3 separate regions of the Homo sapiens genome follow, and regions 1 and 3 are each linked to region 2. Evidence: chromatin loops called from intact Hi-C (ENCODE). Cell type or tissue: heart right ventricle. All regions are shown on one strand.

What was found. A loop is a pair of places that touch in the nucleus more often than their neighbours do. Peaks named below come from ENCODE experiments on the same cell type or tissue, not always from the same donor. Only the 100,000 strongest peaks of a DNase experiment are listed, where the experiment ranks them.
Region 1: a loop joins it to region 2, with 4 times the contacts of the local background. A loop is called at or near these places in 39 of 110 quality-filtered maps.
Region 3: it touches region 2 in a loop (2.8-fold over the local background); 39 of 110 quality-filtered maps call a loop at or near these places.

What each region holds. Positions count from the first base shown.
Region 1 is chr11:22,669,505-22,672,004 of GRCh38, forward strand. All of the region lies in intron 1 of GAS2 (growth arrest specific 2), which reads left to right. Among named protein-coding and RNA genes, the nearest start is that of GAS2, 4.1 kb to the left of the region's middle. In heart right ventricle, a CTCF peak has its summit at 1,509; no DNase peak of the experiment used is centred here; H3K27ac peaks cover 891 bases.
Region 2 is chr11:22,729,301-22,731,800 of GRCh38, forward strand. The region is part of intron 4 of GAS2 (growth arrest specific 2); the gene reads left to right. Among named protein-coding and RNA genes, the nearest start is that of GAS2, 64 kb to the left of the region's middle. In heart right ventricle, a CTCF peak has its summit at 1,223 (motif pointing left); no DNase peak of the experiment used is centred here.
Region 3 is chr11:22,676,549-22,679,048 of GRCh38, forward strand. The region is part of intron 2 of GAS2 (growth arrest specific 2); the gene reads left to right. Among named protein-coding and RNA genes, the nearest start is that of GAS2, 11 kb to the left of the region's middle. In heart right ventricle, no CTCF peak of the experiment used is centred here; no DNase peak of the experiment used is centred here; H3K27ac peaks cover 1,422 bases.

The DNA.
Region 1 (2,500 bases), 60 kb before region 2:
AAGACAAATCAAGATGGGACTGTGGGATAAGAAAGAGATCTCTAAAAGAGAGTCAGCACTACACTAAATTAAGGATCACAAGAGCTGAGTAGGATACTTTTAATAATTATGACTAAACAGTCTTGTTACTGTGGGCAAAATATCCTCTTAGGCTACCAACCCCTTATTAATTACGAGGAGTTTGAATATATCGTTATTGTAAGGTTCCTTTCAATTTAAAGATTTTTATTATGGAATTAGATAAACTACCATTAAGTGTCATTTTGCTTTATGTTTGGTGCTTTTCAATTTGTGGATAAGTTGCTCTACTGAACCCAAGGTGGAGGTCCCATTACGAGGTCTGAAATTGCCTTTCTGTTGAAATTGTGGACTTTATTTTCTGATTAGACCTTTAGAGTAAGATTTTGTATCCATGACATTGGTTGAAAATGTATATTTTGTGAGATACTATTAATTAGCCAAAATGAATCACAAAAGAGTGAAGAACTCACAATGATGAAAGAGATATCTAGAACTTTCCTGGGTGGTTTATTCTTTGAGTTCAGCTAGGAAAATGGCATTTTCTCTTTCCAGATTTTGGAAGGGTATTCGATTTGGAGCACTGTTTATTTTTAATTTTAAAAGGTAACGTGATTGACCAATAAACTATTTCCTCAGTGTTTGACACCTGTAACACATGAAACTGAATAGATGTGGGGAACAATGCTGCAGATGACAGCAAAGATTACCTTTAGGGAGGAGACCTTTGACTGTGGGTTGATTAGGATTCATTGTTTTCAATGTTCACAGTTGAGTCTGTGTGTGTAGATGGGGTGGTGGTAGTGATGTCCTCTCACACTTACTTTGAGAGGTATATAGCATTTCCCTATTAACTGATTAATCATCATCTTAGGGGCAGCATTCTTCTCCATATGAAGAAAACTTGGAATAATCCATTATCTACTGTATCATTAATACATTTATTTGTTCTCCCCGTTGTCCTTTGTCTTTTCTTAATTATTTAGAGTTCTATAAAATATTCCTATTTTGTCACAGAATTGCTTTCCGTTTTGGGATAGGTCAATAGAAGTTTTATTTTGGCACATTTCTGATGGTGATCATTTCTATTTTGCTAATAAAAAACATATCGAATATTAAATATATGCCAAGCATTGGCACAAATATTTAATCCTCACAATTATCTTTAAGTTTTCAGCCTCCGTTGTATATAGTAGAAAACACAGGTACAAAGAGGAAAATTCATATGACTAGAATAGAGTAGCTACTAAATGGTTAGGTAGTGGACCTATTATTTGACCCTGGACTTCTGATTCCAGTTCCAATATTCTATCCATTATTCAGGCTTCTAAGTGAAATCTCATAGCCGACAGAAGTGTATATCATTTCATGTTTTTTGTCTTTCCAGTTGCTTTTCTATGTAATGTTGCAATGCATTTTCTCTAACATGTCAGCAAAGCCTAGAGATAAGCCAGAAATCATCTTGGTCATAGTCAAAGAACACCTCTAGGTGGCATGGAAGAATACTTTTTCTTCAGAGTCAAAACTATGATGTCTTCAGCTGGGATTCTGGGACAACAAACTAGACAGAGTCTTTAAACATGTGATATTTTACTTACAAAGTCATTATTTTTTTCTTTTTCTCCTGGGCTATTTCAAGTCTCATCATATTCATAATTGTTATTCCAGAATCACTTCTACTATGGAAAGAAAGAAAAAATATATACACACACAGTCTTTGAAGGATTTAGTATTAAGTTTCTGCATGTTTTTCTCTTGAAGTTTTATTTTTCTGGATTCCTAGACCTAAGGGTTGGTTATCCATTTTAGGTAGACCGAGAAAGCTTGGAGGAGCCATAGAAGTATTTGAGTACTTACTCCCCTTTTAAAAGTGATTGGCTTTGTTTAATAGTTACTAAAGTTACTTATCAAGCTTTTAAAATACTTGGACTATATACACTTTATTGGAAACATCATTCAGTGTTTAGGCACATTATACAAAAAAGTTTTTCTTTCTCCCTAACCTACTGCTTTCTTCAAGTCTAGTGGATCATCAGTCACTTTATTTCCCACCTTTTTAAAAAGTTACCCCTTGGCATCTCTTGTGGTTTTGAACACTTTTGAATGAATTCAAGAGAACTGAAATGATCTTTTTGTGTAGCTTGTTCTTTACGATGTAATTCATCTGATCCATATTGACTAAACACTTCTTTAAAAAGTTACAAGGAGGGTAAAATTCCATAGTGATCTTTTTATGGGAATAAGATAAATTAATTTGATCTTTCTTCACCACAATATAATCATTTTAGTTGGAAACTACTTCACCATGGGGTAAATTCTCCATACTCCAAATTTTGATCATGCTAGCTGAATCCATTTTTCATGTTTCGTATTCATGGATTAGCCAAATCTAAATCCAAGACCTGCAGGTATTGACTTTCAGCCAAACCGTTGAGTCATTTAAGTTTGGCAGTGATTTGAAATGTGAAAAAAAGGATCATGA
Region 2 (2,500 bases):
ATTATTTGTCAGAGGATCTTGATTCACAACTCACTGTTCTCTTTTCACAACAGCTAATGGCAAGAAACCTCAGTGGGTGAGGGAAGGTGTGCAAGCGATGAACTGGGGAGAAGGGAGAGCAACTAATTCCATATGTTTATGTCATGCTTCTTGTCTTTTTTATGCTTGGCAGATAACTTCCTATGCCATATACAGGGTTTAACCTATTATTTATACTCTATGACATTCTTTAGAGATAATTTTTCCTCTGTAAAATGTCAGTTCTTAGATCATGTGTTCGCTACATCCTGAAATCTTTCAGAAATAAAACCATAGAAAAGTGGAGATGAAGAACCTATTTGCAAAAGACTTATAAAAATCCAATTAAGATGTTAAAATGTTGGACCCCTTAGTAATAAGGTAGATTTTATTCACATCTACCTTATTACTAGATGTGAATAAAATCTACCTTATTACTAAAGGTAGATTTTAGCTATGAAAAAATAGCTAAATTAAGAAAATTATATAGTTAGTATTGGTAAGTATATATTGTATCAGAATCTTCCATACATTGCTGAAGAAAATTGGAAATTGGCATGCTTTCTTTGGAAGGCAATTTTATATCAAAGACCTCAGAAGTATTTATACACTTTGATTAAGTTGTTCTGCTTCCAAAAATGTATTAAAAGGCAATTAGTAGAGATAGGAACCAGAATGTCTACTGAAACATTAAAAAAATAGCTGGAACCTATGATATTTGGTAGCAGCTTAAACAAATTGTAGTCATCCATAGATGCCATCCAAAGACAATATTCTTGAAACTATTTAAGGATATGGGAAAATATGATATATGATTAACATGAGGTCACCCGTTTGTATCTATATTTAACAATAAAATTTCACATTCAGAATTTGAAGGAAAAATAGATAGTAATTAGGTTGTAAATTATATCATTTTCTTCAATTATCTATTAACAAACTTAAGATAGTGAAGAATTATGGCATGTAATCTGAAACATGAACAATTGATTTATATTATGATGCAATTGGACCAATTAGCCTAGATATTTATTGACATAAAATTTTATACATCAGTATATTAAAAGGATTTTTCACATTGTTGAAGTTAAACTGATACTTTAAGTGATTACAGAATTCTATGTTGTATCATAACAAAGGTTTTTGTGTGGTCTGCAGAGCATGTTGTAACCATAAAGGTCTACATATAATACTCACTCTGACCCCTGCTGTTCAAACCATGTTGACGTATAAGTGACAAGAGAAACATTTCTTTTCATTACTCTGATATATTAAGATCAATAACATTTTCATTAGATTCCTTTAAAATATTTAGGATTGTGCTTTAAGTTAAAAAGATGAACTTAAGTATTTTCTTGAATTCAAAAGTATGTAGTTGATCAGTCTATAAACAAAATAGACCCCAATAATTATTTTATAAGAAATTAACTTTTAGTTGTAGAGTTAAAAATATATATAGCTATAGAAGGCTCTAGGTGTGAAAGTATTTATATTTTCAGTTTCACCGAAATGTAAAAGTTATTGGACTGTATTAATCAATAATCTTCCTAACAGTAAATTTAGTAATTTTTCAAATGTTCATTTAAATAAATAATTTAACCACGTTTTCTAAAATGATGTTGAGTGTTTTTATGGGGCTAAGTTTTACAATTTAAATTAAGATCAGAAATCTATACTTTGTTTTCAAGCTTAAAAAGAGTTTTCAATTATGAATCATGAAATTGATGCTTTTATGTCATTTTTTACTAAGATATTTTAAGTAACTAACCATTTTCTTAAATTACTGCTAGTCTTGCTGTACAGTTTATTATTTGTAATTTGCATTGGCCTATCAATTTAGAAATTGTCAAGTTAACTTTTTTTCCTAGAAATTTGTTTATTTTGTTTTATTTATACACATTCTGGTGAGCTGGGAGATGGCGAAAAAAGGGATGGGGAAGTATTTTAAAAATACACACTTTTTTTGCTTGCTATAATTGTGTCAATATCATTATGTTATTGGATAATTATAGGATTTGGAGGCCAGTGACTATGCTTCATCTATTTCTCTGAGAAAGAATCTACTCAACAAGAAAAGGGTTTGCTATCTGCGGTGTAGCATGCAAATGTGTGTGATTTGTTTGAGTATAACTTTTAAAAAAATTTATTTTCTGTGTTTGTGTTTGCTGTGTGGTACTGTCTTCTTTTGATGCATCATCCTGATGAGGAATTCTACAAATTTTTTTTTGTTTTGTTGAACATTGGTGAGCATTTTGCTTCAGGGGCAAACATTGTCTACCTGAAGTAAAAAGGTTTGTGTGTGGATTTTTAAATATTAGCATTTTCCATTTCATTTCTTAAAGTCACGTGTTGCATCAGAAAAAGAATCTATGCCTGCCTTTAAGTGTTTGATAAATCATTCCTTATTCTTGTTTTTGTCTATATTGAAGACTATAAGAGTATTTTTGTGGGAAAAAAGCTATATTACTTTTATGAGTATTAA
Region 3 (2,500 bases), 53 kb before region 2:
TCTGTACAGTGGTAATAATAGTAGTAACTACTTTTTAGGGCTGCTGTGGCAGTGAATGATTAAAATATGTATAGTACTTTGAACAGTATCTGGCCCTAGTAAACACTATATTGTTGTTATTATTATTCTACTTATATAGTTCAGTGAAACTTAATTTGATTTTGTGCATAAATTTATTCTTTTTTTCAACAAACATTTGAGTGTGAAGCAGCATAAGCATTGGTAAAAAAAAGTGGACTCTGGAATAAGAATGCTTTCAATTCAAATCTTGGTTTTACCACTTATTATGTGATACTGGGCAAGTGTCTTATTGCACTGTGTCTTGGTTATATAATCTGTAAAATAAATACCATAATAAAACCAACCTTATGGAATTGTTGGGGGTTTGAATGAGATAATTGCCTTTAGAAGAAGGTATGGCACATAATCAAGCAGTAAATAATAACTATTGTCATTATTGTGTTCCAGACAGTCATCTAGGTACTAGAGGATAGTGATTAAGAATAAACATAGTACCTATTCTTGCAAAGCTTAGATTAGCAAAAAAACACAGTAAATAAGCAATTGAATATATAATCTATTACTTGTTATAAACACTAAAAGATACAAGTTGCAATTAAAATGTAAACTGAGGTGGGAGTAGGGCAAAGGATCAGAGGGCTTGGGAAATCTTCTTTATGGGAACGTATATTTAAACTGAGAACTGAAGATTAATAGCTAGCCAGACCAAACATGGGGTAAGAGCCTTTGCGAGGAGGGAAGGGCATGTGTTGAGGTAGGAAGGAGCTTGGTACATTGCAAGAAATGAAGCAAGTCTAGTTTCAACAGAAAAGAAAGAGGAAGAGAGTTTCATGAGACATGTTCGGGCTAGATCATGTATTACTTTGAAAATCATATTAAGGAGCTTATAATTTACAGTATGATCTATGAGAAGCCATTGAAATGTTCTAAACAGAGGAAGAGTATGATTAATTAGAGTATAGTCTGCTTATACAGGTATGCTATAATGTCCTATGACTTGTCATCAAGGGCATTTTATTTAGTGAGTGTGGTCATTTACAAGGCAGCTTGATCAGTGTGAGCAGCCCAAGACAGCCTCAAAGAATAGAGAGTCAGTGTGTGTAATGGAAAGATCCTTGGATTAAAAATCAGGAGACCTGGCTCCTAACTGGGCGTCAGGAGACCTGGCCTCTGGTTCTGGCTCTGCTACTTGGTAGGAAACTTGCCCAAAGTCACTCAGCTATCTTTTCTGGGCTCAGTGTCCTCAACCATAAAATGAAGGGGTTGAAGTAGATGATCTCTAATGTCTTTTCCAGATCCAAAAGTCTGAGTTTTAGGAAATCCATCTCTTGAAACCCAGTTTGGGGTAGTTGAGACAGACATTAATATATATAAATAAGGAGAAGATTTACATAAATGAATGACTTTTTTTTTCAAATTAAGACTTTTTTAATGGTCGTAGTTATAACACAAATGCAATTGATGGTTTATGAAATTTTCTCAGAAAAGGAATCCTAAAAGAATCTCAAGATACAGTAAAGTTTGACCTTTGAATTGACTTCAGTTCATACAAAGTAGATAGATAATAGACTTTAAGTCGTTACTCTCATGGCAACTTGAGAAGTCTACTAATAACTTGAGATTATTAAAAAGTGGTAAAACATTTGGAGGTAGAAAAATGCATTGTGTGCTAGAATGGTGATAATAAGGAGGGTAAGAATAAATTTATAGTTATGTTAGAAGATATTTTTCTTACACTTAGATACATTTAGTATTCACATACTTTGGAAATAGAGGAATTAAAGTGAATTTTAAAATAATTTATTATTGGCTGTTTTGTCACTTCAGAAATATTTGTAGATTTTTATTATGCAGCTCTTTTTCAAGTCTTGCTTTTTATCTACTTGAAAGAGATAAAACGTAAAAAACATAAAAAGATGATAAGTCTTGAAAGTAGCTTTGGAATTGATATATCTCCTCTGAATTCCTAGGTGAGGTAGAAATTACATATTAAATTAAAGCTTTTAATTAGGATTTGCTGTTGTGCAAATTTGCTGCTTATTTCTAGTATGCTTGTCTAAAATGTAATTTTTTTCCTTTTATGTTTTTCAAAAGGAGTTTTAATGATATTCTAAATTCAGATATTTCTGATCCTACATATAAACTGTCTATTAAAAATATGGTTCCTTAAATAATACTCCATTTATATTCTGATATTTTGATGGATAAAAATGATTCGATAGAGAAGAAAGTGATTTTGTTAGTTCATAAACCAGTGTTCATATTCATATAACATTTGTATGTATTATACTGTCATTTCCAGGAAATATACTTACTTAATCATTAATAATAATAAATATCATTTTAAATTCCTAGGCATAGGATTAAAGCATCAACTGCAAACTTTTATGCTAGCTGAAATTTATATATTAGAATATAAAATACCAGCTATCTTGTAATGTTAACTAGTTAAAATGAATAAGTGGTTAATAGTAGCTGG